Linked DNA regions of Mus musculus: regions 2 and 3 are each linked to region 1. Evidence: chromatin loops called from intact Hi-C (ENCODE). Cell type or tissue: heart. All regions are shown on one strand. Links, peaks and the distances in the headings refer to the core of each region. The heading gives the core; the rest is flanking DNA.

Evidence for each region. A loop is a pair of places that touch in the nucleus more often than their neighbours do. Peaks named below come from ENCODE experiments on the same cell type or tissue, not always from the same donor. Only the 100,000 strongest peaks of a DNase experiment are listed, where the experiment ranks them.
Region 2: a loop joins it to region 1, with 10 times the contacts of the local background. A loop is called at or near these places in 3 of 42 quality-filtered maps.
Region 3: a loop joins it to region 1, with 1.9 times the contacts of the local background. A loop is called at or near these places in 2 of 42 quality-filtered maps.

Annotation. Positions count from the first base shown.
Region 1 is chr6:117,325,163-117,335,560 of GRCm38, reverse strand. No RefSeq gene overlaps it. Among named protein-coding and RNA genes, the nearest start is that of Cxcl12, 160 kb to the right of the region's middle. In heart, for the core only: a CTCF peak has its summit at 6,197; a DNase peak (open chromatin) is centred at 8,040; H3K27ac peaks cover 2,397 bases.
Region 2 is chr6:117,170,742-117,180,927 of GRCm38, reverse strand. Cxcl12 (chemokine (C-X-C motif) ligand 12) reads right to left here. Exons shown (of 3, transcript NM_021704.3): 2 at 9,329-9,446; 3 at 5,859-7,436. The coding sequence ends at 7,346. Among named protein-coding and RNA genes, the nearest start is that of Cxcl12, 7.3 kb to the right of the region's middle. In heart, for the core only: CTCF peaks have their summits at 4,305 and 8,695; a DNase peak (open chromatin) is centred at 6,867; H3K4me3 peaks cover 699 bases; H3K27me3 peaks cover 4,309 bases.
Region 3 is chr6:117,243,980-117,254,377 of GRCm38, reverse strand. No RefSeq gene overlaps it. Among named protein-coding and RNA genes, the nearest start is that of Cxcl12, 81 kb to the right of the region's middle. In heart, for the core only: a CTCF peak has its summit at 4,950 (motif pointing left); DNase peaks (open chromatin) are centred at 2,817 and 4,937; H3K27ac peaks cover 2,754 bases.

The sequences.
Region 1 (10,398 bases), core at 1,325-9,324:
ACAAGGTGGTTATTGCCCAGGCGCTTGCAGCTCTAGAACATGGTGCTTCCCCTGATATATCTATGCTTAGGCAATAGGTCGCTGGCCACTCAGCTCTTATATCCCACGAGGCTAGACTCATTGCACGGGATAGAGTGAGTGTGCTTCAGCAGCCCGAGAGAGTTGCAAGGCTAAGCACTGCAATGGAAAGGCTCTGCGGCATATATGAGCCTATTCTAGGGAGACATGTCATCTTTCATGAAGGTTCAGTGTCCTAGTTCCCTTCCCCCAGGCAAAACGACACGGGAGCAGGTCAGGGTTGCTCTGGGTAAAAGCCTGTAAGCCTAAGAGCTAATCCTGTACATGGCTCCTTTACCTACACACTGGGGATTTGACCTCTATCTCCACTCTCATTAATATGGGTGGCCTATTTGCTCTTATTAAAAGGATAGGGGGAGATGTTGGGAGCCGCGCCCACATTCGCCGTTACAAGATGGCGCTGACAGCTGTGTTCTAAGTGGTAAACAAATAATCTGCGCATGTGCCAAGGGTATCTTATGACTACTTGTGCTCTGCCTTCCCCGTGACGTCAACTCGGCCGATGGGCTGCAGCCAATCAAGGAGTGACACGTCCGAGGCGAAGGAGAATTCTCCTTAAAAAGGGACGGGGTTTCGTTTTCTCTCTCTCTTGCTTCTCGCTCTCTTGCTTCCTGCACCCTGGCTCCTGAAGATGTAAGAATAAAGCTTTGCCGCAGAAGATTCTGGTCTGTGGTGTTCTTCCTGGCCGGTCGTGAGAACGCGTCTAATAACAGCTTCTGTCATAACAATAGAATGAAAGCTAGTGGGTTGCTAGAGAGCTTGCAACATGGATGTGGGGAGCAGAGTTTGGGTCCTGAGCAACTATATAAATGGTGGGCATCAAAGACCAAGTGTAATCCCAGTGCTTGGGAAACAAGGCACAGGGATCCCTTGAGCAAGCAGGCTAGCTGGCCTAGCTGAATTGCAAGCTCGGGAATTAGCAAGAAATAAAGTAGAGTGGTCAAGGAAGACACCTGATGTCAACTCTCGGCCTTTACTCATAGGTGCATGTACTCACACACATGTAAACACACACATTCACATATGAATATACACTCATACATAAGCATTCAGATGCAAATGGAGGGAAGGAAGGAAGCAAGGAAGGGAGGAAGGAGAAAAAAGAAGGAAGAGATGAAGGGAGGGTAGGGAAGAAGAGAGGGAGGGAGCAAAGGAGAGAAGGAGAAAGGAGGGGGGAGAGGGAAGGAGAGGGAAGGGAAAGGCAGACTCCCCATCACCCAACTATAAGTCCAGAATTGAGCAAATGTCTCCTTGATCACACTCCCACTCAATGTGGCAATCCTGGGATTCTGTTGGCCTAAGGTTTCCCACTTTGTGTGGAAACACCCAAACATCGTGTCAGAAGTCCATGCACGGTCTTCATTGCACCCATCTGCCCGGCTCCTTTCTCAGTCAATGAATGTCTTCAAAATTCATGTTAGTGAAACAGAAAAGCAAAGTGATACAATCAGGAAAGAAAATGTCATCCTACTCTGTTGCTTATTTGGAAACAAGCAGAATGCCCTGAGGTCACGGCGATCTCGGCTGCAGCTCTCAGGCTACTGTAAACAGTAGATGCGTTTGAAGGACTCTGCTGCACAGGAGTATACCTTAAGGCAACTCCAAGTGTGGCTTAGAAAAATAGAAGTGACTGCCTGTGCTTCCTTTGAGATGGGAAGACCTGTCTGATTTCACTGGGAACACAGCCAGTCAAGATCCCCACTGGTCTGATGGAGACTCCTGGCTGGTGACTTGGTTTCAGATAACTGGCTGGTTCCAAGATGAAGTTAGCTTGGCCTTGCAATTCCATTAGGCTAAATACTAGCCTAACCCCTTCTGTTTTTCTTAAATAATACCATCTCTTGCTTTAAAGAGAAATTATGTTGTATAACAAAGAATTAAGAAAGCATTTCAAAGCCATTAGAATTGATCTTCAGGCATGTAAACAAACAAATGTTTTGAGTTTCTTAGTATAATTGCTTCAACTGAATATAGAGTGAGATGCTGAGAAACTAAGGTAATTTACTCTGAATGGTCAATATAGTTTAATGAGTGGGGACAGGGTCTTAGGTCAGCAAAGATTATCCCATCTAACTAGACAATTTCTCCAGGAGACTGGGATTATGAAAATAAACTCGCTAGACAGTCACTTATCCTCCATTCTGCTCAGACTTCCCCCTTTGGTTTTAGAAACCAGTGATTATTCTGTGGAAAACACAATGATATTGATACTGCATTTCCTTAATACCTTCAGGTCTATTATGGAGAATCAAAATCAGCAACAGATTTACTCACAAGCCAGAGTATATACACTTTTAGTCCAGAGTTTTGAAAACAATGATTTTCAATGAGGGTTTGCCATTGATTTGTATGCTTAGTTTCAACTGAGTGAAAGGAATAAGGGCAAGGTGGATTTCAAAGTTTAGGAGGATGCGGCACAGAGGCAGAAATAGAAAGATACTTTGATTTATTATAGGGTTTTTCTGACCATACTTTCAAGGGCAAATGCCAGGTCTTTGGGAAGAGCTCTTACCCGGGCCAGGGATGTCTGCATCTTGTGGTTTCAGTCTCTCACATTCTGCTTGCCTGAGTCCTCATTATTGTCTCAAGTTTCCTAGGCACCACACAGCCACTCTGACTGCTGTATAATCAGCAGCAGATGCCCACAGGGAAGGGAGGACCATCCCTGCCCTCCCATTAAGGAACTGTTCACACGAAGGCTGCTTCAGAAGGCAAACAAACAGCGTTGGCGGCGTTCCTGTCCCACTTCTAACCTCTTGTGATCTTTGGCTTCTGTTCAGTAATGGCATTTATTTTGACTTCATTAAAAACGTGTGAGATGGAATTTCACATAGGTCTGAAGTTCAATGATTTACAGGCCAGATACAGCAGAGGGTTGTCTTGGAGTTCATAACAGTTTGGGGTTGGCAACCCTGGTTTCCCTGCAAAGGAGATAAACTCCCCTCACATTTTATTTGCAACTTATACTAACAACTTAGAAGATTGCACTGCAAATCTTTTCCTCCCCCTCTCCATCTTTTCAGCTACTCCGTGAATGGTTTGGAGACATCTTAGGTGACTTCATTTGTTCACTTTGGGAGATCTGAGTGAAAGTTCCTAGAGGTGACAGTGACTATAAAGTACTCGTGTACAGGTGCAAAAGTGTTGTGGTGAATTCCACTCATTTGCATAAAAGGTATTTATACAATAACAGCTAATAGCAAGTAAAAATCAGACACACTGGCCTTTAACTAAAAAGAGAACAAACTGATGGAGTCTTATGCAGGGTAACTTAATATATCCTCTAACAAAATTTAAATTCAAATGGTTTCACCTTAGAGATTCAATTTTTCTGAACCTATTGATAGAAGCACGTAGATTCGATTAAGATTTGTCTAAAACGTTCACTGGGATATTTATAATAATGGAGAATTTTATGGAGATTACCATAAATAAAGCAACAAAATAGAAGATAAAGTGCTTCAGGTTGAAGTAGGCAGGCTGCTGTTTTCATGGACAGCTATTAACGCTATGAACCTTCCTTACCCGATCCTGCAAAACTTCAATCCAAACAGAGCAGCTGCTATTAGATATGTCAGAGAAGCTCCGCCATGCCTACAGGCTTACCACTGTGCTCATGTCCAGTTTGCAAATAACTCATCTCTAGATTTGGTTTTTAACCCCTCCCATGTTAGAAACTATCATGGCCAGGGTTTCTCTGTGCTCGCTGCTACCCCATGCAATGAAGCAACCTTCTAAACGGCTCCAGTGTCAGACAAGAAATGCACCCTTTCCCCGGATCTTACCAGGCTGGTCTCGGGCTGCTACCTCCAACAGTATGAAATTCTGTTTTTTTTTTTTTAAGATTTATTTATTATTATATGTATGTACACTGTAGCTGTCTTCAGACGCAACAGAAGAGGCCATCAGATCTCATTACAAGTGGTTGTGAGCCACCATGTGGTTGTTGGGATTTGAACTCGGGACCTTCGGAAGAGCAGTCAGTGCTCTTACCCGCTGAGCAGCCATCCCACCAGCCCCGAAATTCTTTAATATCACTTTATTGTTGAACATGTACCAAATCCTCAAATAAAGATGAGAAAAACTCAGGCTTAGAAACGTTAAATGCCTGAACCAACTCTGGGACCAAAACAGAAGAGAATCAGGATTTACTTGATAATGGGCAGATTTGATGGATGAATGAAGCCATTGTATTAGGAATGGAACATGGAGCCTGAGTTGTGTTCTGTGGGCAGGAGTGAAGCGAGGGCCAGCTGCAGCAGCTGTGGACTGCAGATGCCCAGCTGCAGCAGCTGTGGACTGCAGATGCCCCACTGCAGCAGCTGTGGACTGCAGGTGCCAAGCAAACGCCAGCAGGAGCACTAATTAAGGAGGAAGATAAAGCAGGGATCTGACGATTTTCTTACATTCAATGTGGGCAGAGGGAGAAGTCAATTTTGCAAGCTTGAGTTTTATGTATCTAGACTTGCAGCTGCCAACAGTGTCTGCCTCACAAGAGCATTGATAACAAAGGCCATGATCTAAGACTCTGCAGCTGAGTTCTGGGGAAGTGGAATGAGTCTTTTCAGGACAGGACGTTCTCTGGGGAGAGGCCATGGGTATATCTCCACGTCTTCCTATTATGGTCATCTGACCTCACTCCATCAGAATTTTCTCTACTGAAACCACCACCACTCCAATCTTGCCCTTTCTTCTCATTAGTAGTTGAAGCAAAGCCCCTAAAAGTCTCCTTAGGTAATTGTTTCCTTGTTCACTACTTTTACTACTTCCAGAAAGTAACTCTGAGGGATGGTATAAATGTGAATTCTATTTACAGCCAGATTATATGGAAATTGAGGAGTCTGTGCGTTATGCAGAAGATCTGTTTGTTTAAACAGATGAGGAAATAAGCAAGCTGTTTTTAACTGTCCAGATAGGAAAAAGAAATGCTCAGATTGGACATACATTAGCACAGACTTATGGCTTCCTATTAATGGGTCCTATATTTAGAGGACCAAATCTATTTGAAATTCAGTATTGTATTGTTTATACAATAGTGTCACAGTAGTGAGTACTTATGACTGTCAGCATCCTTACCCCCCGTGGCTTCACACAGTCACACGCCTAGACCTCCGCTAGTGAGAACTGGCCTTGTGGTTTGTCTCTACCCATACTGACAGTTCACCACCTCTTCCTTACAAGAACTTTTCAACTAACTGCTTTAATAAACGTAAACACTGTCACTTCAGAAAAAGAATCACCCGCCATTGTGCGGATGCCTTTGGCTAGTATCAAAGAAGAAGGAGAAATGGAAGGCAGACAAATGAAAAACTGGGAATGGGAGGAACAGACCTCAAGCAGGGAGGGAACCTTTAAGAATAAGTTAACAGGAATATGTTTTTAAACATGTGTGGCTCCTCCATATGAAAAGGAGATTTATTAAGTCAGTTAAGAAATAGAAGCCTTAGTCGGGCGTGGTGGCGCACGCCTTTAATCTTAGCACTCGGGAGGCAGAGGCAGGCAGATTTCTGAGTTCAAGGCCAGCCTGGTCTACAAAGTGAGTTCCAGGACACCCAGGGCTATATACAGAGAAACCCTGTCTGGGAAAAAAAAGAAAAGAAAAGAAAAGAAAAGAAAAGAAAAGAAAAGAAAGAAAAGAAAAGAAATAGAAGCCTTGAATAGAATGATACCAGCAGAAATGACTGGCAGGGACTTGGCAAGAATGTTTCTGGTGGCAGTGCTGGCAATGTTCAGATAAATCTCTGAATTATATAAACTGTTCCAGACAGCACAGCATCATGAGAGGTTTCTCAAGCCTCCACTGCCTAAATCTGGACTTTACAATGGCAGGCTTACTTCAGTCATGATGGCAAGGCATGGATTCCTCAGTGAAGACTAGCAAGCACCACTCAGCAGCACATTCAAAGAATAACATTCCATGTCTGCGTCTTCCACGCAAATGCTGATATACTAAAAATAAGCCCATTAGTAGAGCACTTAAAATAAATGAGCCAAAGGAGAAGTAACCCAAGTTCATTTAAAAAGCCACCAGAGGTCGATCAACAAGCTTCTACATGCTTTCTTATGAAAACTGTAGCTCTCCGCATCAAGGATGACTGAGAGATAAACCCAGCAGTGGGAGCCCTGACAGGGATCGCCTGCTCGTGGTGCTGCAGGCTTGAGAGAGGGCACCTCAATCGCTGCTGTGGGGATAGAAAGAAACAGCATCCATAGAAACTTCTAAGTACCTGGGGACAAAGCTGCCTATTTGTGTTGCCATCGTGATAACAATGGCTTTATGGTCCTCACAGTCTGCTTCTGGCTGTAACTAGACATCCAGAGTGGATGATTTGTGAGGAATAAAAGGTGGATCTAAAGCCTAGGAAGCTAAGACCAAACAGCTTAATCTGGGAGGATTCCTCGGGCTCCTGGTCCAGGGAATCCCATGCCAGGCAGGTGCGCAGTTGCTAGCTCCAGTCTCTGCGTTCCACTCCTTATAAAGCCACTGATACTATCACGGAGCCCCACCCCGATGAGCTCATCTGATACTCATTGTCATCGTAAAGGCATTTTGTCTCATTTCCAAATAGTATTAATATGCGGCTTTGGGGATTAATTTTTCAATACTTGATACTTAAGGGGCACACTCATACCATGGTAGTGATTGATATCCGACTATGAAACCTAACAATGAGGGGTGGGAGATAGCTCAGTCAGTAAAGCACAAACATGGGGACTTGAGTCTGGATCCCCCCAAACCCACACAAAATGTGGACCCAGAGGTGCTTTTCTGACAGAGACAGGGGGTGTCTGGAGCTCACTGGCCAACTAATCTCAAAAAATATAAGGTGGAGATTAATTTAGGAGACACCCAGTGTCAACCTCTGTCCCCCAGATGCTTATAAACACACACACACACACACACACACACACACACACACACACACACACAAAAACACAACAAAACAAAAAGCAAAACCAAAATCTAACCACAGGGCTTGAGGTGGGTTAGGAAAGGCAGGAGCTGCCCCGTTCCTCTTTACCTTTCGTTACAAGCTAAATAGTGTTTTTCTTATTGGCATGATGGGTTTAATGAGGACCCAAAATATATTAGGAAATGAGATTTATTTTAATTTTTAAAAATTGAATAATGTTTTTAGAGACAAGGTGTCATTAGGGAGCTCTGCCTAGCCTGCAAGCCACAATGCAGAATGGACTGGCTTCAAACTCAGCAATTGTCCTGCCTCAGCCTCCTAGTGCTGGGCTGGAAAGTGTGGGCCACCATGCCAAGCAAGTCAAGGTCTTTAAGGAAATAATTAAATTAAAATGGGGACCTTGGTGTCAGTACTAATCAAGCATAAGGAGATGATATTAGGACACAGACACTCAGGGGAGGTCATGTGACAACGCAGGTTGAAGATGCCATCATCTTCAGCCACAGAGAGAGGCCTCGGGAGGAAGAAGTCACACTCACACCCTGATCTTGGGTCTCCAGCCCCCAGAAGGCAAGTCATCAACTTCTCTTACGTCACCTGGAACTTCTTAAATGTCTTCCACTCACAAACACTTCCTGCATGAAATCTTTACACAACCCTGGGTATATGGACATAAAAATAGAGTGCACAACTCTAATAAACCACAAAGATGTTTATTTCCAAACAATTCCTTGGTGCACGTCTACGTTTCCCACTTGTTAATGACGAAGGCACGTTTGTGTACTACGAATGAATGGATGTGCACACTCAGAAAAGGGATGAATGGACTGTTCCCTTCCAAGTTCAAACTAAGGCCTGTGCCGGCAGGCAGCCTCCCTCAGGCAGATGTGTGCCTCATGGCTCACGCGCCTCAGAAGCAGCTGATGCCTGGAGCTGGCTTAGCTCTCCTCTTGAGAGTCAGTCAGTCATTTGAATTAGTGTCCTGTCAAATGCCCTCGGCTTTGTCTTTCCCATGACCCCATAAAGTGGGTGCTGTCAGTCTCTCAGGGGCCCGGCTCCTTCCCCTTCTGTCAGAGCTCTGGGAAGTCCATGGCTGCTGTCCGGAGGAAAGGATATTCTTAGTTCTGACTAAGGCACTGAGAACTCTCAAACAAGAGCCGATGGTGTTCTAATGAGGAGCAGATGAAGGGCACAAACGCCTAAGCCAAAAATCCGGGAAAGCTGAGAAAAGAAAATACCAATATTGCCAAATCCTTCTGAGCTCCAAGTTTGTAAGCATGATCAGTCTGCTTGCTGGACTCTTGCAATGAAGCCTACGGAGGAGTTCAGAATCACGCAGACTCGAAAGAAATAAATTTAATCAAGAAACCACTAATCTCAGATAGGTTCGCCAAAAGGGATGTCTTAATTAGCCCACACTTTAAGAAAATCTTCTGCAACAACCAAAACCCATGACTAATTACCATGTGTGGCTGGGTGGGGCAAAAATACAAGGCAGCTAGAAGCCAGTGGAGAGTGTGATGTCTTTGTTCCCATTGTCACAGGTCATTCCTTTGCTGTGAGGGCTCTGAGCTGTGTCCTATGAGCTAAAAGAAAACGCAGAAAGCTCCATTCTCTTCATTTGCGGATCCTCGCACGGCCTCCAGTACTTGATAGGTGTGTGTGTGTGTGTGTGTGTGTGTGTGTGTGTGTGTGTGAAAGAGTTAAACACTGTCATGAGAAAAACGGATGACTAAACCCAACAAGCTCTGTGCGGTTTCTTCTCTCCTTCCTTCACAGGACAAACAGTGAGAGACGATGCACATAGATCCCTATAATGTGACCCCAAAATCTCCATGTATCCAGCAGTAACACTGGCTTCCGTCAAATGACAGAGGAGAAAATAGATGGCCAAAATCCCAGGCCGCCTCTTCCTTCAAACCCAGCCTAAGTCTATCTCTGGCTTAAGTTTGAGAGCAAAAGCCAGGGCTTGCAGAGTGCTAATGGCAGGAGGGGGCAGTTGCCATCCAACATGTTAATTAAAGACAGAGTTAGCTGTGAAAAGGAGAGAAAGGAGGAACTGATAAAGGGAGCCCCAAGACTGTCTTCAAGGCACTGACATGCATTTTAGGTTAAAGTGGAAGAATGGGGTAGAGGCAAGAGATCTGCAAAGTTAAGCAGTCTGATCCAGGTGTAGTCTGGTTGGTCCTCACTCAGCTCTGCTTCTGCATCGTACTCTGAATTAGTCATTGTCATCATTTGAGGAGAGCAATCTGGTTCTCATGAAGTGGTCACTTCTGCTCCAGGGTCCAGGCTTACCATAGCAGACAATGGCTCTCATGTCTGTTTAGTGGTAGTTTAGTCCTTAGTCATAAGGTGTTTATTGATCAACCCTATTTTTCCCAGGATCTAAAGTGTCTGGAAATCTCTAGACAGCTTTAAATATTGTTAGGGGATCTGGAACGGGGTGGGGGAGGTACTCTATAATAAGATAACCATGGAGACAGATACAAATGAAGGAGAGAGGTCAGGTTTTTTCCTAATCCCAATTACCTTGTGGGACCAAAGAAGGAGACGGTGCTTTTTAGCCAAAACACTTCCTAAGTCCCTGCTGTACCACTCCCTCAATTCCCAGACTTTGAATTCTAGAATTTCCCCCCAGTAATTATAAACTTTGGCTTAAAATGAAATACATTCTTTAAGAAAATATTCTTTAAGCATCTCTGAATGTTCCAGATCCCCCCCTCTCTCAAATAAAAATTAAATTTACTAGGAAAGCGCACAAAATTAAAGGTAAGCAGATAGCTGCATATACTTTGGGATATTCACTTAAATTTACCCTGACTTATGTCTTTACTTACTATTCTTATAAAAGATCAAGCTATACTAATTACTATTGTTTGTCTGAGAAATTATTTCAGAGAGTCTTACAGGGAGGAGGTCCATTTTTTTTTCTTTTCACCTCTAAAAGTTCTACAGATGGAAAGAAAGCAAAACTTTGGTCATTTCTATAAACTAGAAAACATGTTGAAAATCCCACATCAGTCTTTAATGATAGTGTGAAATATATATTTGGTTTCCAAACAACTTTTAAAGACAGGAAAATCTTCAGGAAGATGTGGTTTGCTTTATATGTCAAAGACTGAGAGTTAGCTGGCAGCCTCCACAAAACATCAGGATGCTGCTGGTCACCATAGAGACCGGCAAGATGAGGGTGCAGGGGCATTTTGTAACATCTCCAACCTGGGGAGAAGGGAGGAGCTAAAGATAAGATGGTGATCTGTGGACAGTCACTTAATCAATCTTGGTTTTCTAATGAAGCTTCCATGAAAACTCAAAAGGATAGAGATTAGAGGATCTCTGGTGGCAGAAGTCTTGGTAGTGCTGGCAGAGTGTGAAGAAGTAAGGGCGTGGGAGCTCTGAGACT
Region 2 (10,186 bases), core at 2,187-10,186, 160 kb after region 1:
GGGGATGACTGACTTCTGGGAGGAAGCCCCTGGTGACACCACTGAGATAATCACCCATGAGAGGATAAACAGAACCCACTGGAGAGGCCCGAAAGGCCTCAGGCCAAGTCCCTCAGAGGAATGCAGCCCCTTGCCCTCCAAACCCTCTCTCAAAGCCGATCAGGCAATGAACCAGAGGGCTCTTTACCCCTCGGCTGCACTTCCTTGCTAAAGTCCCACTGTCCTCGGGAGCCAGCAGCAGTGTATAAACACAGGGTACAAATCTGGGTTTCAACACAAAGCAGACTGTATGTCTCCACCCCTTTCCCTATCCAGATGCAAAGGCTTGTAACAGAGGGACTGGCTACCTGGCAGGTTGCTTGGCGCCCAAGGGAATTCTGGCAGCCCCAGGACCAGCAGGGACAGCTAGGTGCCCTGGGTCAACAGCCATTCAAGGACTGCTGTGCTTGTATTTTGAAAGCAAGAGAATGGGGGATTAAGGTAGGGAGAGACTTTTCCGATGTAAATGTCCTATTTAAATTCGGATTTGCTTTAAGCAGGCTGTCTCCATCTAGAAACTGACTGTCAGCGGAGGAATTGATACACAAATCCGGCTCCCTAAAGTTTCTACCCTTCTCTTTTTCCTCACTGTGAAGGAGACTTTGAAAGGATCCCTAACTGGAGTGAAGATGGAAGGCTGTATTTGTTTCCTCCCAAGCAACACCCTTCAAAGCTTGGATTAGATGCAAAGTGGCTGGTGCACAGCAAGCCAGTGTGTGGTTTCTATTCCAGGGTTGAAAATAATTCGCTATCCTCCTGAGGATCCAGCTCTGCAGCTAGCCCTGTGCTCCTCATCGCAACCTGCTCAACAGTTTTAGGTTTTTGGGTTTTTGTTCAAATTTGATCAAAATTTTGCTGGTTGGATTTTTCATCTGCTGTAAACTCAACTTAAAGGACTATTTTGTAGAAATCCCCCCACCACCACCACACACACCCCACTAACAATTCTACAGAGTATTCACTCTCAAACACCTGTTTTTGAAGACTATCTTTCTGTAGCTTACTTCCCCGTCTTTCTCGAGTGTCCAGCCAGCTGGCTGCCACCCTCCTTCCTTTCCTTACTCTGTCTGTTTTGTTTAAGGAACTAGAGACTGGCTTCTAATTGGGCTTTTGTCAAAGTGGCAGTGAACTTGCATTAAAAACTGCAGAGGACAAAACTCCTGGGGCCACGCTTCCCAGAGCGGCACCAATCCCACCCTTCGGCTGTCTTGAGGAGAGGTAGGTAGTTCACCCCCTTTCCAGGGAAATGCCTGCCCATCAGGGCCCAAAGCCGATGCTCTTAGTGATTGACTTTTAAAATTAATTGAAAAGAATTGAGACCTGTTACTCCTCAACAGAAGAATGCATTTGGTTCCAGGAAGGTAAAACCCCACAGTTTTAAGCTAACAGTTATGGAAATATGGAGGCTCGAGCTAAGCACTGTTGCAAACCACCTTTCTTTGGGCTTTGTGTGTCTAAAATGGGCCCCCTGAGAAGGGAGACAGCAGGGCTCTTTCCATGACTACAACCTGGACCTCGGGGCCATCACCTCACACTCAGCCTTTGCATTTGGGTTAGAGACAGTGCACAGACAAGACATCGATCATGAGTGAGAAGGACATGAACAGGGGGTTGAAGAGACAATATTCCAAACAAGACATAGATGCGCGCAGGGTAGGGGCGGGGGGAGAGACACCAGACATTGGCTTTTCCTTCTTGCTGTCCCATTTGAATAAAGGATTTCATCTCGAGAGTCCTTTTTCAGGGTCATGGAGACAGTCTTGCGGACACATGGCGATGAATGGATGGATGGATGGATGGATGAGACAGAATGATGAGCATGGTGGGTTGAGGAGGACAGCGTGGGATGAGGGTGAAGCTCACTCTTCCCTGGCCTCACGTTCCTGCCTCAGCTTGGGAAAGCCCTGCAGTCCTTGGGGGGTGGGAACACCCAGTTCCTATTCAGAAGAATGGGTGAGCCTCCTGCCTCAGCTCAAAGGACAAACCTGGGGAGCCACTACTCAGAGAAGGTCCTCCAAGGGAAGGATACCAGAACAAAGGAAATAACATAGTGGCCTTGGCCTGTCACCAATGACGTTGGAAAATCAGGCTAAATGAAAAAAAAAAAAATCACCATGTATCTTGCTACATAATAAAATGTGAAAGTACAGCAAAACTGTGCAAAGCAAGTCCCTTGCAAACGGCTTCAGCCCTGCTCAGGAGCAGAGGAAGTGGCTATGGGCCCTTCCCTAACACTGACTTCAGACCTAGGCTCCTCCTGTAAGTTCCTCGGGCGTCTGACTCACACCTCTCACATCTTGAGCCTCCTGTTGACAAGAACAGAGGAGACACATTAAGGCAGTTTCTCACCACATGCCTGGGATGCTGCGTGCGTGGCCTAGCGCTGAGCCACAGGCCCTACTCCTTAGTTCAGCTCGCAGCCACCGATCTTCCTTCCGAGGCCTGAGAGAGCGGGAGAGCAGGGAAGGGCACAGCCGGGGCGGCCGCTGAGGATCTGGATGGTGGCGGGAAGCAGAGAAGATGGGTGAACATGTCAAGCACAGGGTGAGGCAGACACACACTGGCACAGATGGCATGGTACAAGGAGCACATGACAAGGCGCACCGCCTTAACCTTAGGACACCGGTGCTGAGACTATGCATTGGCCCTAACAGCAGCAGGTGCCCAGTGTTCCTGGGCATCCCCAGGCCTCAGAACTCCAAGAGAAGAGGCCATTCCCATAGCATTCATCAAATAATCACTCTTCCTTGAAATCTCTTGGCTGGTTCCACACCACCAGAAGAGGTCTTGGTGCTCAGGAGGTGGTCTCTGGAGCTGCAGGTCCTTCCGGAAGGCGTTTATGCTAGACAGTGTAAGGACTACCCCTCTCACCTGCCTGAGAAGTCGCAGGAGCACATCCTACTTCAACCCATCCTTAGATGAAATCAGCTTCCCAGGCATTTCCATGAGGACTCTGTCCAGTGGGCTGGGGTTGCCCACCAGACGAGCTTCATAAGCACAGAGGGTTCCCTGGAGCTTGCTGTGCCTCCTAAGAAACAGTCTGCACAGACAGCTCTGCTAGGAGTGAGAGACGAATGGTTGGGAGGCAGAGTCCATGGGCATTTCAGAAAGTGGTCTTCCAACTCAGGGCAGCCTCAGTTTGGCCTTTGGTTTCTAGGGGCCAACAGTTCTTCCCAGTGTCCGGTAAGGGTGGGGCATCCCTTTCTAAGCAGAACTATGGCTTGAGCACAGATCTGGCCTCCAGAAGCGTTTTATTAATAACAGGAAGGGTCCAGATGAGGCCACTCAGACGAGACTGTAGCCGGCTGCCACAGGACAAACAGTAGCCCTGGGCTTGAAAGGTGCCCACCAATAGTCCAGCCTGCTATCCTCAGATCTGAGGAGAAGATACAGGGTAGGAGAGCTGTCCAGATAAAGGGTAAGAGCTGGTAACACGGGTCTTCCCTGAATCCCCCTAGCAAGACTCTTCCTCAGCCAGGACCATGAAGGGCTTTATCTGTTTAATGCTAGAACCTCTAAGGAACATAGAACTTAGGAACCCAAGAGGGCATGACACACAGGGCCCTGGGCCTTCCTTCCCCTGCAATCCATTTAACACATCTTCAGATCATTTCTTCTTTCTGCACCAATTATGAAAATTATACCCAGAGGTCTGGGGTACAAGATGTGTGTGTGTGTGTACACATGAGGCAAAGAGGAAGGTGAAGAAAAAAGTCCTTTTCCAAAACACTACTAAAATCAGAGCCTTGCCTTCTAATTCAAACTGGCAAAAGACAAAAACAAACAAACAAACAAACAAAAACAGACAAATATTGCCAGGTGAGGGTAGTGGATTGGGATAGTAGATAATTCCAGAGCTTTAACCCAACTCACAGAAGGCAGAAATCTCTCAGGAGTGAGGATGGAGACCGTGGTGCCCAGACAGCACACCATCCCAGGGATGTTGGGACCAAAAGTGGGGAAGGACAGACTAAGAGTCCCTGAAGCTGCTGGTCCTTCAGAAAGTTCCAGAGCACATCTATCCTCCCCACGAGAGACCCGTTTAAAGACTCTAAAGTGAATTGTCCAAAGAAAAGATTTCCTGAGAAGCAGCTGACATGTGTTCTGAGATTTCATCCTTTCTGCGTCTCACCCAACACAGTCTGCAGAAACCCTTCTGGACTGGAGTCAAAGCTGCTCCCACAGGCAGGGCAGCAGGGCTGAAGGCTGCAGGTATTTGGAAAAGCTGCGGGTGGGCCTGAGAGCAAGTCAGTTACCACATGTCCCGAGAAGGCCACAAGGGGCAGTGTGGCCGAGGGGAAGGCACTTGCCCTTTCCTGGCTAAGCAGACCACCCTGGCCTTCATGGGATTGTAGGTGTGAGCCTTGTGAAGTCCTGGCCAAGGGGGCTCAGCTCGGGGCAATGCTGCCAGGCTAGGCAGCTCCTCTTTGGCTTAGTCTCCACCCCAGTCTCTGCACATCTTTCTTCATAGCTTTAGCAGACAGAGCAGGGCCTTATGAAGCACATAAATACAGCAGCTGGTGTGGCCACCAGGGCAGGAAAGCCTAAGCACCCGCCCCGGGGTATGGGGTCTGCCCCCGAAGAGGGAAGAGTTTACCGTCAGGTTTGAGCACCTGCCCGGAGTGTGGGGTCTGCCCCCGAAGAGGGAGGAGCGAGTTACAAAGCGCCAGAGCAGAGCGCACTGCGGTCCATCGGCAGGAAGCGGGGAACTAGTTTTTCCTTTTCTGGGCAGCCTTTCTCTTCTTCTGTCGCTTCTTTTTTCCTATCTTTTCTTTTTTCCCCACTTTTTCTTCTCTGCGCCCCCTTAGATAAAATTAGTAGAACCATTAATCACATTGCAACATAGAGGAGTGTATCTATCTCAGTTCCCACAATCTTCATTCAGCATTGCCTTCCGAGTCGATTTAGCTCGGTCTTTGAGTTTGAGGCCTGGAGGCCACTTGGCAAATGTGGTTCACAAGCAATTTATCAAAGAAAACCAGATACTTTCCCCACCCCAAAGTTAAACAGGGGTGCCCTAACCCTATGACCCGGGAACCGCTTACAGGGACTGCCAGTTTGTCTGGCTGGTCCTGGTTTTGAGCATTCCTACCAAAGCTCATCCATCCTGAGACATAAATGCACATCTCAGAGGGCAGGGAAGGAAGCTCTGGGCCTGCCTTCCCTTTCAATGCAGAGGTGAACTCTGCCTTCACTACAAATCTGCATTTCAAATTATACAAAGCAGGGGAGGTGGAGGCCACGGGCTCAGGCAGCCCTCCAAGAGAGGAGGGGGAGAAAGGCAGGATGATTGATCCCACTTCTCTTTTCTGGATGCTGGGGAGCATCCCTAGGGATAACTGAGATTGTTCTAGAGAGCTAAGGAGAAGGATGGTTAGCAGAGTTTTTATTAGAGCAACTGGTTTGTGACTGTCACATTAAAATGATTCAAGCTGAATGGTATTTAATGATTTATGGGGTGAGGCCACCTGTTCCCACAAAAGCCTGATATTAACATGGCCCAGAGTCATGGGATTTTTTTACATGGGAAAATAGGAAAGCTTGATATTACTGGAGTTGAGTCTGGGGATCACATGAGGATGTTAGGAGAACTGAGGAGAAGGAGGAGGAGGGGAAATTAGTGAGTCAAGTATTATTCATTAGAAAACTAGCTTGGGTTAAAAAAAATACACAAAAACTTTCACTGCAGAGGCAGCCTGTTCATGAGACAAGCCTGCCTCAGTGTCTGTCGCTCACCAGGACTGCAGGGCAGCCCACAGCACCTGATCAGCAGGCACACCTGTTTTTCTCCATCTTCAGAAATGTATGTGCACTCCATCTAACAACTAGTAGATTTTATTTCAGGTAAATAAATTCCCACATACGGTAGGAGGTTTACAGCATGAAACAATTAGCATTTTATTGCTAGTGCATATAATGTCACAGTTGATACAATTTCATTCCAAGTGGAAAAATACACCGTGGCTGACACCGGAAAGCTACAATACATTTATATGTCATATATATTTCTTTACAAGTTGCCAGTAGCTCAAGATCATAGAGATATCTACTGGCATTACTATGGCTCCACTTCAAATATATGAATTGACTACAAATATATTCTGAAATACATTTGTCTTCCAAAGAAACATAAAAAGTGCACAAAAATATATGTAAAAAAATGCCTTGTAAATAGTTACCAAAAACCACCAGGGCCGTCTGTGATCATAAGAATGTATGCAAGTTTTATCTTGTCTCCATTTCTGATTGGAACCCAGAATCCCCACTGTGGCTTCATGGCAAGATTCTGGCTTATTCGTTATTATTATTATTATTATTATTTTCATCACTGATATTCGATCAGAGCCCATAGAGCCACTGTTGAAATATATAGGACTCAGGGACAATTACCAAAGTCCAAATCCTCATTTAAACTTCCGTTTATGATTAATTCTCAGACTTGTGTTTTGTGGGTAAATCTAGGCATGTTCTCACATTATCCAGGATGGTCTGGCTCCATTCTACAGGAGGCCAAAGAAAAATCTCACAAAGGGCCCAAGTGAGAGGAAAGCAAAGGGAAGAGAGGGAGGGGGCACCCCACATCACTCTCCTCCCTTCCATTGCAGCATTGGTCCGTCAGGCTACAGAGGTGAGAAGCGGAAGTCAGATGAAGCATGCGTTTGGAGGCAAGCAGAGAGCAGGAACGGCTAGGAAAGGGTCTCTGAGCACAGCTTCAGGGATCACTTCTAAAGGAAGCTTCCCGACCCTGGCACTGAACTGGATAAAGGAGCCTCCCTCTGCCGGATCTTGTGTTGACTCAGGACAAGGCATCTGTCGAGGAGCGCCCCCTGCAGGACAAGCCCTGCAGCGTTCCTCGGACTCTGCTCTGGTGGAAGGTTTCTCTCTAGGGCTCCCTGCAAAGCCACCGTCTATAACTGTGCCCAGAGGCCCCAGGGCAAAGAGAAGCTCCAAAGCAAACTGAATACAGCCCTTGAAGTAATCACTGCTTTTTAAAATGAAGATGAGGATGAGGAGAATGGGGATGAAGCTAACTGGTTAGGGTAATACAATTCCTTAGAAAAACCCCAGTTATAAAAGCTCCATTGTGCACGGGCGAGGGCAGGGATGAATATAAGCTGCAATATCGTACCATATGCTATGGCGGAGTGTCTTTATGCTGGCAAACCTTAGCATGACCCCAGTCAGTGCTGTCCCGCCGGCCATCCTGGCCAGGGTTCAGGCCCTCCTCCCCACCACTGCCCTTGCATCTCCCACGGATGTCAGCCTTCCTCGGGGGTCTACTGGAAAGTCCTTTGGGCTGTTGTGCTTACTTGTTTAAAGCTTTCTCCAGGTACTCTTGGATCCACTTTAATTTCGGGTCAATGCACACTTGTCTGTTGTTGTTCTTCAGCCGTGCACTGCCAAAACACAAGGGGAGAGACGCTGTACAGCCAAGCGGGAGAAAGCGATCCTGTGGGCTCACCCAACACACCCAGCTAAAGGTCCTCACTGCAGGGCCCAGCTGCTGCTCCCGGAAGCTTCAGTTTTGGAAGACATAGCACTTGAATCGTGTTGGGACCACCACCGCAGAGTTAGGGACGTGCTAAGGATGTCTCCCAGGGGACACAGAGAAGAGACCACAGTGGAGGCATTTGAGCTTCTGGCCAAGTTGGAGCTTGGCAAGTGAGGAAAGCTAAAGGAAAAGGAAGGACGAATATCCCACAGGAGTCAAAGTGCCCAAAGGGTGTGGAGGAAGAACCACCCAGAAGGCGCGGATGACTGATATCATGGTGGGGGGGAGGTCTTGGAAAATTCTGGAGAGTGCCAGAAGCAGCCTAAGAACTTTTGACAGAGCACCTTGATAGTACATGGGACAACCTTAAAGGTAGCTCTGGAGGAAGACGGCAGGAGTCCAGAAGGGGAGGAACAGGGCAGTTCAGGTGGGCAAGGAGCAGTCTAGACAAATTGTCCAATGGTTGCCTGAGCGCGTTTACAAGTTCACAGAATGCTTCAAGGTCTTAGCTTTGTGGATTTGTTAATTGACGCCGTGTTCTTTCTCCCATCCCTAGAACTTCCTAATGGGCAGATGAACCGGTGAGCTTAGCTCTGGTTATTTTCCATCAAGTCCTGGATGCCAGATAATTAAAAAACCAAAACCAAACAAAAACCAAAAGCAACCAAACAGAAACTACGGGAGACGACTCCTCTCCAGCTGGTGAACTGTCTTCTAGGAAAAACAAATGCCTGTTCAGTGTCCTAGGGACAGGTAACCCTCTTCAAGCAGGCTGCCCTGCAGTTGACCAGTCGTTCAGAGGGATGTAACTTCAACAGGGATCAGGGGTGTCAGTCTGGATCCTGCCATTTATTAACTTAGTGATCACCCAGAATCAATAGTTGTATTTGACCCTCTAAGTTCAAGGGCCCTTCCCGGGACAGTGCACCAGCACAGCCTATTCAAACGTAAACTCATCATCTTTAAAATCCCTTTCTCGGGAGAGTATTGTATTTTAATCAAAACAGCAAAAATAATATTCATCATCTAGGTCTCTAAAGCCTACTGTACATAACACAGCAGCGGAGGCTGGAGAGGAAGGCTGATGAGCACAGAAAGTCTGAAGCAGTCACCGTTGGGTGACAAAGCCGTCAGGCTAGCATTGCTCCAGCTGCTGCATCCTTATACTGTTGTTAGTGTTGAGTCTCCCGAGGATGGGAACCCCTGCTGGGGGGCAGTGAGCAGGACAGACTAGCACAGGACACATCTCTGCCAAGTCTACCAGACTCTGAGTGAGATATTCACATCATTTATACCTTTTTTGGGCTTTTCTTATTTCCCAGGTAAATTTAAATCAAATACTGGCAGCTACCATCACACTCCAGCAAACTCTAAAACTCTAAAACAAAAATGACCTCTGAGCAAGTGAGTGCAAGTGAGTAAAACTGAACCCCCCCCCCCCCCGTGCCATCCGGGTCTTGTAATTTTTTTTTCTATGTGAGAAAGGATTAACTTTGGACACCAGAACCTTGAAACTGACAAGACAGACCCAACTGTCAGCTGAGGGCTGACCTCCATCAAGTCCATGGCTTTTTCTGTAGAGAGGCGGCCCACTGTGCTGCAAGAAACAGCTTGGAAAGCAAGAGTGAGAAACACTGAGGACATCAGGGCTCTGGGGAACAAAAGTATCCTTTGAAACCCATGTCTGATGGCATATCAGTGTCCCCGTGGTGGTGGTGGTAACAGCTGCCCCTAGTTATGCCAAGTCCGAGGCTTCTATACCATGCTCCTCTTTGGGGGATGGCGGCTAGGACTTACACAATCTGAAGGGCACAGTTTGGAGTGTTGAGGATTTTCAGATGCTTGACGTTGGCTCTGGCGATGTGGCTCTCGAAGAACCGGCAGGGGCATCGGTAGCTCAGGCTGACTGGTTTACCTAGAGGAGGTGTAGAGAGAAAAGTGGGGCCAGTCATTATCTGCCTGGTGCAGGGGGTTTGGTGGCTCTTGTGGGGAAGACTCAGGAACATCAGCAGGAATGGTTACAGAAAGTTTCTTGCAAAGACCATCCCCTCGGCCAGGGATCACAGTGAGATCTGACTGGGCTCAGCCTCTAAAGGACAAAAGGACCCAGGAGAAGTGGGGTGGCAGAGTTCTGGGCTCCCTTGTGGCCCTCTGGTGCAGGCCTGGAGGTGGGGGGCTTCACTTCTACCACCTGCAGTTTTCCCTCCTCCCACTCACCCTATCCTAAGCCCTGGAAATCACAAAAGAATCCAGAGGGGAGGACCCGGATTTACCTTCTATCCAGCTTTTCCCAAAAGCTGGGGTCAACCGTGGCTTTTATGGTCACTACCTGGATGCCTAGGCCTCCTGGATCCTATTACCAGCTTTGTTTGCCAATTCACCAATTTGCAAAATGCTATAATTGACACTCATTAGTGTAAATTAGCAAGGGGCTCCTTTAGAACCCCCCCTTAAGAACCACCCTTTAAGTCTAGAATTGCAAACCCTGAGGACTGCTGGATTTGTAGCTGCTCCCCCAACAACAGGGTTTTATCCTAGCTCTACTGAGCATCCCCAAATGTTTCAATTTATGGGTCTTTTCACCAAAGTTTAAAAGTATGACTGAGAATAGTTAGCCCCAGGATTTTAAGTTTGCTTATTTAGAGTTCCAGGAGA
Region 3 (10,398 bases), core at 726-8,725, 81 kb after region 1:
CCAGTAAGAGGAGCAGACCCCTGGAAGATGCACGGGACCAAGCATCAGCTTTCTGTAATACTGTCACCAAATAAATACAGACCTTAAGAGACACGTTGTAAATAGCCACACGTTCACTTAACTTCCTCCCCTCCCCCATCTCCTCTCTTTCTAAGCACAGCCCAGGTGCTCTGTGCAGTGAGGCTGGATTTCTGAGGAGGTGGTAGAAGGGAACTAATGGGATTATCTGCCAGGAACGCCTGCCAGGAGCAGCCTCATTGTCGCTGAAGGCTCCCACTGCCCTCCGACCAGCCCAAGCATTTGCTCCTCGTAAGGAGATGGTTTTAATAAGTGATGTGAAGCCAAGTATTATTAAATAAATTATGCCAATTTGAAGCTCTGCCTGGGTGGGCTTCAAGTCAGCCACACCGGGATTTAACAAGGTGGATAAAGATGCATCTTCTCGGATTACCACGTGCCCTTAGATGCTATTCTAATCCCAAATTGTTGAGTTTTCCTGAGGCTTCTTTCTGTATAAATAACATGGTTATTGTCCAGGGAGCTAACAGGTGCAAATCCCCACGCATGGTGTCTTGTCACATACAGGCTGCTCACTCAGGCCGACTGCCATTGTCCTCGTGCTCAGTGCTGTCATTAGGCTGTCAGTCATTGGATGGGGCAATGATGCAAAGCACCATGCGTCGTAGCTATTGTGTTCATCGATGATGATATTCAGAAATTAGGATGGTGAGAGTCCAAAAATGCTGTGGGAAGAGATCGAGGAAAGGAAGAAGAAAGAACTGGGAGGGACAAGATGCAGGCCTGGGACCCCGCTTCTCCGGTTTATCAGTTCAAATCAGCCCATGTGCAAATAGCATTTCTATGTAGTCAAGGTCTTATGCACGGTCAGTAAGGGGATTCAGATGTGACTTGCAAGGAGACTAAGAGTAAAAATGGATTGAATTTTACTATCAGTAAATCTGAATGTTTTACTCTAAGATAATGAAATTCTCTTCCCTTGCTCCTTTAAAAACCTCAAAATGTGACTAACTGGATACACACCAAAAACATGGGAGAGTGTGTAAGGAGCTGAAGCGGCTTCTTGAGATCCGCAAGATGGGAGCTGACATGAAAGGAAGCCCCAGCAAGTATGCATTACTTCTCAGTGACAGCCCCAGAGGCCATCACTCCATCCACTAGAGACGGTGCTCGGCAAAGGAGGGGTTGTGGGCAGGAAGGTGACTCGAGACCAGCCTCTGCTTCTCTGAGGACAGATGCAGTTTCACCGTTATAATCTTATCAGATTCCATGTCATCTTCTTGGAAACCCATGAAGGAAGTTGTCTATGACAGCCACACCTCACGGAATCAGGAGGCCATGGGAAAGCAGAGAGTCCTTTGAGGTTGCTGGCCTCAGTTCTTCTGTTGGGATGCCCTGGTCTGCTCTACACTCACCGATACTAAACTTGAAACAGGAAATTATAGACTGAGTTACCTCGGTACTATTAAAAGGAGGAGGTATGGTTGTGAGTGGTGAATCATGGGAGAGGAAGACATAGCAGATAGTGGGATGAATAAAAGGCTCAATTGTCCCATGTCATCTCAACAATCAAAAAGTGTAACAAAACCTCGGGCGAGCATGCTGGCCATGGTTAATGAGATCACTAACAAAAGTGCTAGAGATAACCTAATTCTCAAACACTTCAAAGCATGGAAGCTGGGGAGCTTTGGCTCTCATCGTGTACATGATTGACAGAATGTGAAGAAATGTATCAAAGGAGATAAGGCATTGCTTAGTAACTGGGGAGGGGGATCCTTCAGAACCATCACCAGCAGAAGGAGTGAAAATTCTCTGCATGATTGACAGCCTGCAGGATGGGATGGTGCCACTCTAACCCTCTGGAAGACAAAGATGCCCTACGAGGGAAGAACACTGAATCCACCTTCCATGCCACACACTCCAGCTGAGCAACACTGCACACCCAGAGAGCTGGAGTTCAAAGGGCTGGTGGCAGCAGAGCTCAGTGCCCAAAGGACAACTTACCATATATGACTAACACAGAAAAAGGTCAGAACTCATTGCATACTCCAGTTGCCACCAAGTGTATGTACGATCATAAACACGTTGAAAACTCTAAGTTGAACCACCATCAGGTAGGAAATATTGAGACTGAGATTCCTAATAAAAATCAGTAGATTTATATTCTAAGTCCTTTCTATTTGATTTGTTCTAATATTGTGAATAATATTATTTTAAAAAGTGATCTAGAGCCAATTTGCTAGCTTTCTACTCTATAAATACTTGCTGGCTTCTCACAATGAATATTCCGAAGAGACATCCCTGAAAAAGTTATAACTGACACCCCTGCTCCCAACCCTCAGGGACACAATCTACCATTGAAAAGTCTGTTTGTTATTCACTAAAGGAGGGTGCCACTGTGCCCTGGGGACCACATGGAGAGCACTGGTTGCTTACAAGGCAGAAGGGAGGCAAGCAGATTTCATTTGGGTTGTTTGACAACCCCAGCCTGTCCCGATTGGCTAGTTTGCACTTGACAGGCGATTTGGCAGGCATTAACTCGCCCATGGGAGGAGCCATCAGGGTCAGGAAGGTTCCAGATGCCTAAGCCTCAGAATACAGAAAAGACAAGACATGGTTCAAACACCTTCTGGAAACATTTCTCTTGTCAAACACCCCTGTTCATCGCCCGCCTCAGCAAAATCATGTTAGAAAGAATACTGATTGCTAGACGCCGCCAGCTTGCCTGCGTGGCCTGCTAGCCATCATGACCAGGTGTTGACAGAACCTTCTGTCTGTACTTCTGCTTTTAGCCCCGCATCTCCAGCTGGCTGTGTCCACCCCTGAACCAGGAGCAGCGTGTGAGTGGACAGTGAAATCTCAGGGGGCAACTCCGATGGCCCTGGTCCCTGCACAAGGGCAACCATCTGGACTGGATTCAGTCAGCAACGACATGAGTATAGGGGCCCTGAGACATCATTTTAGGCACCATTACCACTGGCAACTTGTTTGCACACTCTCCTTCTCTGTGTTCTCTGTTTTGTTTTGATACACTGGGACCTGAACTGGGTTTTGCCCTAAACTACATCTCTAGCCCTAGATTTTTACACCCCCCATCTCCCAGACTGATCTCCAATCCCTGTCACTAAGAGAGCATCTTTTGCATCTCTAAGCAATTTTCCCCTCTAGTCTCACAGAGCCAGTCTGAACTCTGAACACCCTCATCTCAACAATAATAACATGTCTGTCCATGCTATAATTTTTAATCGAGAAGTTGGAACTAGAGCAAAGGGTATCTCAACCCTCAAAGGGAACCCAGCGACCACCTATATGTATGTAGATAGCTAGTATAATTTTTCATAACACAAATACTCTGACTTCTAGACAGCACAATCTGGGGCCAGCCATCCTCACTTTCCAGTGAATGGTTGGCAGAGCTCTCTCAACTATTTACTCAATAATTTGTTTAAAACTATAGGGTTGCAGCTGGGTGAGCGTTTGCCTTTTGTTTGTTAGTTTTCCCCTCTAAGAATCATGTGCTACAAACAAAGGTTGTTTGTCCTGCTGGAAGTTGTGTGGACGATTTTTTTTTTATTTGGATTGCTGTCCTTTCTGGTCTGCAGGCAACTGGTTTTACAGGCCACCTTAGCTCTCTTCTGTGGACTGCCACGTCCCCTCACTGGCCTGCTTTCTGGTTTACCCAGCTGTGCCAGTAGGAAAGGGAACAGCTGGACATAAACAATCACACTGCTCGCACCAGGTACAAAAAGGGCTTGTGTCGCTCCTTTGGGCATTTCTGGCTTCCTAGAGAAGACAGAAAAAAAGCAAGTTTATAATAAGCAAGGCCTTATGAATTGTGACCGCTTTTAATCTTAAACAGACACTTTATCTGCTAAAATCCCAGAGCTCAAGAATCAGCCTGCAGAAGAATGACCATTGTGGTTTCATGAGAGGGAGGAGAGGAGGAAGGAAGGGAGAGAGGAAAAAAACTTCCACTCACCCTGAGAGGACGAAGGTGCCTATGGGTGAATGCACATTGCCACTCCCCAAGAGCTTTCTGGCACCAGGAGAAGGCACTGGCCTGTCTGTTTAGTGTTCAGCTGGCTCACATGTAAGGGCCCACAGGATGGCAGGACAGGAACAGAATGATGGAGATGCCCAGGGACACAGCAGGGAGTGTCTGCAGTCTACAACTGAACCGTGTCCAGACACCCATGGCTGACTCTGTGACAGAGGAAGCTGATTGGCTCTGCTCTGTGACTGAGAAAGCTGATTGGCTGAGGTGGAGGGTGTTTGGGAGTTTCCCCCTTTTCTTCTTTCTGTGGAGTCACCTGAGATGGCTAAATTTGCTAAACCTACAGGAGACGCTGAGATAGACAGAGCCGTCCAGCTGTAATTTCCTTCGGTTTACCCCCAGGAAAACCCGAAGATGACCTGTGGCTTTGTGGCTATAGAGCCCTTGGGCCAGCCATTTCTGAGCAGTTAATTCCCTTGGAAGAGGGAGAGAAAAGCCGTTCCAGCTCCAACTCCTTGGTTGGTTGTTCCTGGTCAGTTGAGAGGTTAATAAATGAAAATAAGCCCCACACAGGATGGACAGGGCAGCCTGCGTGTGTCAGAGGTGAAAGGGCGCGGGGAACAAACACGGGATGGGGTATAAATAATCAGGGGAAACTCCAAAGAAATGAGACCCTGAGAAGTACCAGGGCTGTGCGCTAGTGTCCCTCTGAGGTCTCTGAGGTCCTTCGGTGTTCTCGCTGCCTGCCAAGCTCACAAGCCCTGTCTGCGGGGATTTGCACTTGTGTAGGTAGAGAACCCATTTTAGGTAAACTCCTTGCATTTTCCCTCAGGATCTGGCAACCAAGTTCCCTGTCAATTGCTTCCATAGCTCATCCCCTACCAATTTAGGAGAACCCCAGCCTGCGCCCTTCTGGATAGCGCCCTCTGCTGGCACTGGCAGGGCTGACCGTGCAATGGCCTGGTCTCAACCCGGGGCAAGACACATCAATCTGACTACACACCCACACCGGAACCACCTTAGGTGCCCATGGGAGGCAGATGTTCAGACTCCGCTCGCGCTTGCACAGACATGTTGTTTATCAGCAGCCCATTCTGCTGAGATGCTGGCTGTCAGAAATGGTTTCCGTAAGTCTCACTCCTTTTCTCCTACCTCTGTTTTTTCACCTCACTTTGGACCTACCACGGTAATCCTGAGGTATTTGAACAGAATTGCTATCTAACCCAATTCCCTTCTTCCTAACCTCCCTGAACCTTCCTGAATCTCATGTTTCCTGGCAAACTGATTGTCAAACCCCTCTCCACTGTGGCGTCCAGTACACAGGAACTGTAGGTAGGGTCTGAGCAGTGTAGTTCAGGGGTGAGCTAGAACCTTTGCCAGAGGGGCATGCAGACAGGGACACAGCAGTTCTGTGCAGGAAGTCCCACTTGTGATACACTTCTAATTCATGTTCAGCTAACTCGTTTCCTATCTGCTGATAGCTAAAGTCAGACACTCTTTCCACAGTCATTCCTCTCATGAGCCAGACAGTTGCTGTGGCTGTGCCGCTTAACACTTGCATATTAACCCCACAACCTACATGTTAGCTTCTACCCTGATTTATTTTGTCCATTGTTGCCATCTGTAGTTTGAGAATCCTTAGTCCAAAAAACAAAAATAAAAAACAAACAAAACAAAACAAAATCCTCAATCCCAAGTACTCTAATATCTGAGTTTAACTTTGAAGCATTTCAGATTCCCAGATTTGGAAATATTTTACATTTTGGATTTTCCTATTAGAAATGTCCAACCTATGAAGACTTTTAAAATATTCCAAAAATCTGATCAAACCCCAAATCTAAAGTACTTCTCACCGTATGTGTTTGCATGAGGGGTGCTTGGCTTGGACAGAGGCCATCCGGGATGTTGAATTTTGTATGTTTCTGGTATGGACAGGAGCACCTCTCAGACCCACTTGATGAGTGAGCGTTGTAGGTAACTTTTCTATAGCCCATGCTTCTCACCGGCTCACCTTCACAGAGGGCCCAGCTATAGCTGAGCATCCTGGGTACATTTTGCAGCACAGGGGTCCACCATCTCCCATCACTTTTCTCGGGCACCCATAGGATCTTACATGTTGCCTTTTGATGGATCAGAAAGCCTGTGCATGTTACCTTGTTACATGCCAAGAAATCCAGACACCAAGGCCACCACCTTTGTCTGATATGCAACCTAATCACTGCATTCTTTTTTTTTAAATATTTTTTATTACGTATTTTCCTCAATTACATTTCCAATGCTATCCCAAAAGTCCCCCATACCCTCCCCCCCACTTCCCTACCCACCCATTCCCATTTTTTTGGCCCTGGCGTTCCCTTGTACTGGGGCATATAAAGTTTGTGTAATCACTGCATTCTTATTCTTGCCCTGCTGTGTGGTTTAGGGCGACAACCTCCATTGCTTCTCATTGTCCCTAGATACATAAAGGACTATCTGTTCTGCCCCAAGGTCTGCTCTCTTCCCTGATTCAGACAGGAGCCTACGGCTGTCTCTGGCATTACGGCAAGTGAGCACTTTGTTTTTCTCCTATGCTTTCCGGCAGTGCCTAGTCCAGCCTGAAGTGTCTCAGGTCACGAGCTTTTCCTGTGTCCCTGCGGAAGCTGTATCAATCTAACAATAGATGCCTTCTTAACGAGGCCTTCCTGGTGTTCATTATAGACTGTCCTGCACTGGTTTTGAATTACTATTCCTTCTTGCAGTCTCTGCTTTCTAGCACAATAAACTCCCACCTCTCTAGGCCGTGCCCAAATACGTGTGTATGACGTATGACAGAGGTGCCTGTTTTGCATATATATTATAATGCGTACTAGAATATCTACATAAAGAAGTCATCATACTTTCAATTACAAGAAGTGTTTGCTGAGGCCTGCATGTGTTCCTGTAGAAGAGTATGTGAACCTACCAGATCTCATTAGTCTATGGAATGAAGCCTGGGGCTGAGTCATTTCAAATCTTCCTCCCAATTCCTCCACACGGCGCACAGGTGATCACTCACCAAAGAGCTCCCCTGTCTGAGAGTCATCATGTGTGCTTATGATATTAGTGGTTGAAGATTTTTTTATTAAAAATGCTTAGGTTCAAAGGGGTTCTAGATTTAAAATTTTAGCATATTTGCACACACATAAAGAGCTATCTTAAAGATGGGAGGCGTGTCTAAACCTGAGCTCATGTTAATGTCTCCTGTGTTCCTATCCATGTAATCATGTCCCAACAGCTCCACACTCCAACAGCTTCGAAACAACTCCAGGCCATCCAGCCATTTTATAAGAACGCTCTGGCTGCTCAGATGAGTGCCAGGGTTTCCTGACTGGCATATAGTGTAAAGAGGTCAAGGCCTTGGAGGGTACCACTGCAAAGCTAAGGGCACAAGACTCCAGAACCCTGCGCAATTCATCCCAAAGCCTTGACAATGTCTAGAAAGAGATAAGAATGCTCTAGAAGCAGAACAAAGCGTATCTCTTCTAGAAAGGCTGCCCATCATGATTGTGTTTGTATAACCACATTTTATAACTGAACAACATAGAAATATGGTTATTGTCTGAGAGTAGGAAACAGACGGAGGAGTCCCAGTCAAAACTCTAATAACGTGAGGCCAGACATAGCACAGGGGTTGAAATGTGGGAATAGTTGTTTGTCTAGAAAGAACACTTCTATTCTTTATCAATGTAATGGTCGTTTCTTTCATTATGATCCAACACCTGACAAGATTTGACTTAAAGGAAAAATATTTAGGCCCATGCTGCCAAGAGGGCCTCATCTGCACCAGTGGAACTACTGCAACCAGGATCTGTGTTGATGTCTGTGGCTTGTGTTACCACCAAAGGTCCTGCATGCAATGACTGTGAGCAGTGCTGCAGCCTGAAGTCATGTTAATGTCCCGAGTTGGGGGGAGGGGATGCAGGCGATTACTGTATGTCATACTGATGTGAGTAGCTTATGGTGCTACCTAAAGCTATGATGTTCATGGTTTGGGCTGCCTTAAAGGGCCTTCTCTGGGTCCGTGGTTGTGCTGCAGCTGGGGGCCGTGTTTGTGGTCTGTGCTGTTGTCGGAAACTGTGTGGAAACCCATGATCTGTGCTCCCATTGACTGTAAAGTGCGAGGGAGCTAGGGATATGGATGACTGCAGACACAGTTGAGAAAGAGGGACATAGAAAGCGTCTGTGGCCCCTACCCCTACCCCTCCAAAAAGTAACAGCCTAAACAGGAAGCCGTCAAAGAGAACTCTTAAAAAGTACGATAAGGATGCTGAAGTTAGCTCTCCACAATTGACAGCTTCTGATGAGGGTGTAGGAGGGGCAGGACTCTGTTCTATTTAAGGCGCAGGCCACTGAGAGTTTGACAATGCTCCGGCAAATATATAGAAAACACAAACTGAACTTTTCTCTTCTTTATTATTACCTTCAGAATTTTTATTTTGGGGGGTTCACAAGGGTAAGGTGGGCATGGAAAGATTGGGAAATGAGTGTGATCTGGTGTATAATGTGAAATTCCCAAAGAATTGATAAAAATATTATGTTAAAAATAAAATAAAATAATGGAGGAGAGTGTTTGGGCTTATAGAGTGAAGTGTGATATGTCGTGCTGAGGGAGATGTGATGGGTGGCCCAGGGATGTCAGGAGTATCCAGCGACTTCTTGCTCACATCTCAGCAAACCAAACAAACATGGCTGGGACAGAAAAAGGAGCAAGTAAGCTATAAAGCACAAAGTCCCCAGAGATCCTCTTTCTCCAGCTGGACCCCATCTTTCAAAGGCTCTACGAGGTCCTTGCTGAACAGCACCACTAGTAATTTAAACACATGGGTCTATAGAAATATTGTATATCTGAATCATAACAGCTAAATACAACCAAGGCCGATTCTGAGCAAGCGTGCTAATGATTTTTCCTAGGACAGTGCTGGGTCAGGCTGGGGAAACACAGGGAGGTGCCTGGGTCAAGGTTGTTTGCATCAGATCCATTCTTAACACTGTGTGCCTCTTAAATCTTAGACCTTGGAAAGTGGTGGCCACTGACTTCACCCTCAATCTCAAACCTAACAGGGGGATTGACAAATACCCATTCAAATGTTGGTTATTTAGTTCCTAGGAAAGACTTGTGGTTCCAATACTAACTCCATTTTGTAGATCGGAGAAATCGAGGCTCAAGCACAAAGTCACATGCTCAATCAGCTCACACACTTGGCTCCTCTTGATTCAAAGCCCACCATTGGCTTAAAACAATTTGAGTTTTTCTGAACATTCAAACAACCCTGGAGGCAGATGGATGAATCTGGCCAGCCAAGGCTTGGCCACTTACTGGCTTTTTGACTTGAAGCCAAATATTTGATTTAACTACAACTCAAGTTTCATAGTCTTAATTTGGAAGAGGGCAACAACAGGACATGTATAAATTTATTATAACAACACAAGAAATGCATAAAAATACTCAGAAAGTATTTGGCATTTGGGAGAGACAGCAAATACCAAATGTGTATGTGTAGTGTGTGTGTGTGTGTGTGTGTGTGTGTGTGTGTGTGTGCGCGCGTGTTCAGCACACAAAGTGAATAACAAGACATCATTCTTTGGATAGAACATGTCCATGCATCCAGATGCCTTGGGTACAGGGCTGTCCTCAAGGAACTCATTATCTGGAGGTGGGGCAGGAAAAGGGAAAGCACACGTGTCTGAATGGCAACAGAGGCTGGAGGACTGAGTCCTCCCAATCGAAATAGCACCCAGGAGTTGCACTTCAGCCTGTGACTCCTGTAGAAAGTATGAGCTGGCCTCAGGATTTGCAGCTGTAGGAGGAAGAAATGAATGAGCTGTTCTGGGAAAGTACCAAACCTGGGGAGGGAGATGGTCACCCGGAGCTGTGAACTGAGCACCAAAAAAGGTTTTGTTTAAGTTACCGGGTGAGCTGAGCTACATTTGGTCATGAAAATGTGCTTTGAAATGACTTTTCCTGGTCCAGACACGGGACCCTCATGAGCTGATTCAGAGATTAGCTTCCAAATGAATAATAATTTGTATAATTCTCCAAGGACAGGGAGTGGTGAAGACTCAGGGTCTATGTGAGAATCTCCTTTCTAAGGCCAAAACTTGGACATAGAGCTTGCTGTGCTCCTTTTCTACAGAGAGGGCCTTCCTGTGCCTACTTCTATCCACCTGCTTCCTATTTTTCAGAACCCATTGCCATGGAAATGGTGATGGCCCTCAGTGGTGCTGAACCCCAGCCTGACTTCTTTGGATGTCTGGAGCAGCACAGAGTTGGGGAATGAATGGATCGTTCTTCATCCTGCCTGATCAAGGGCTCCAGGCCACCATGAGCTGAGGGGGTGTTGGTAACTTTGGAGGGGAAGAAATGATGG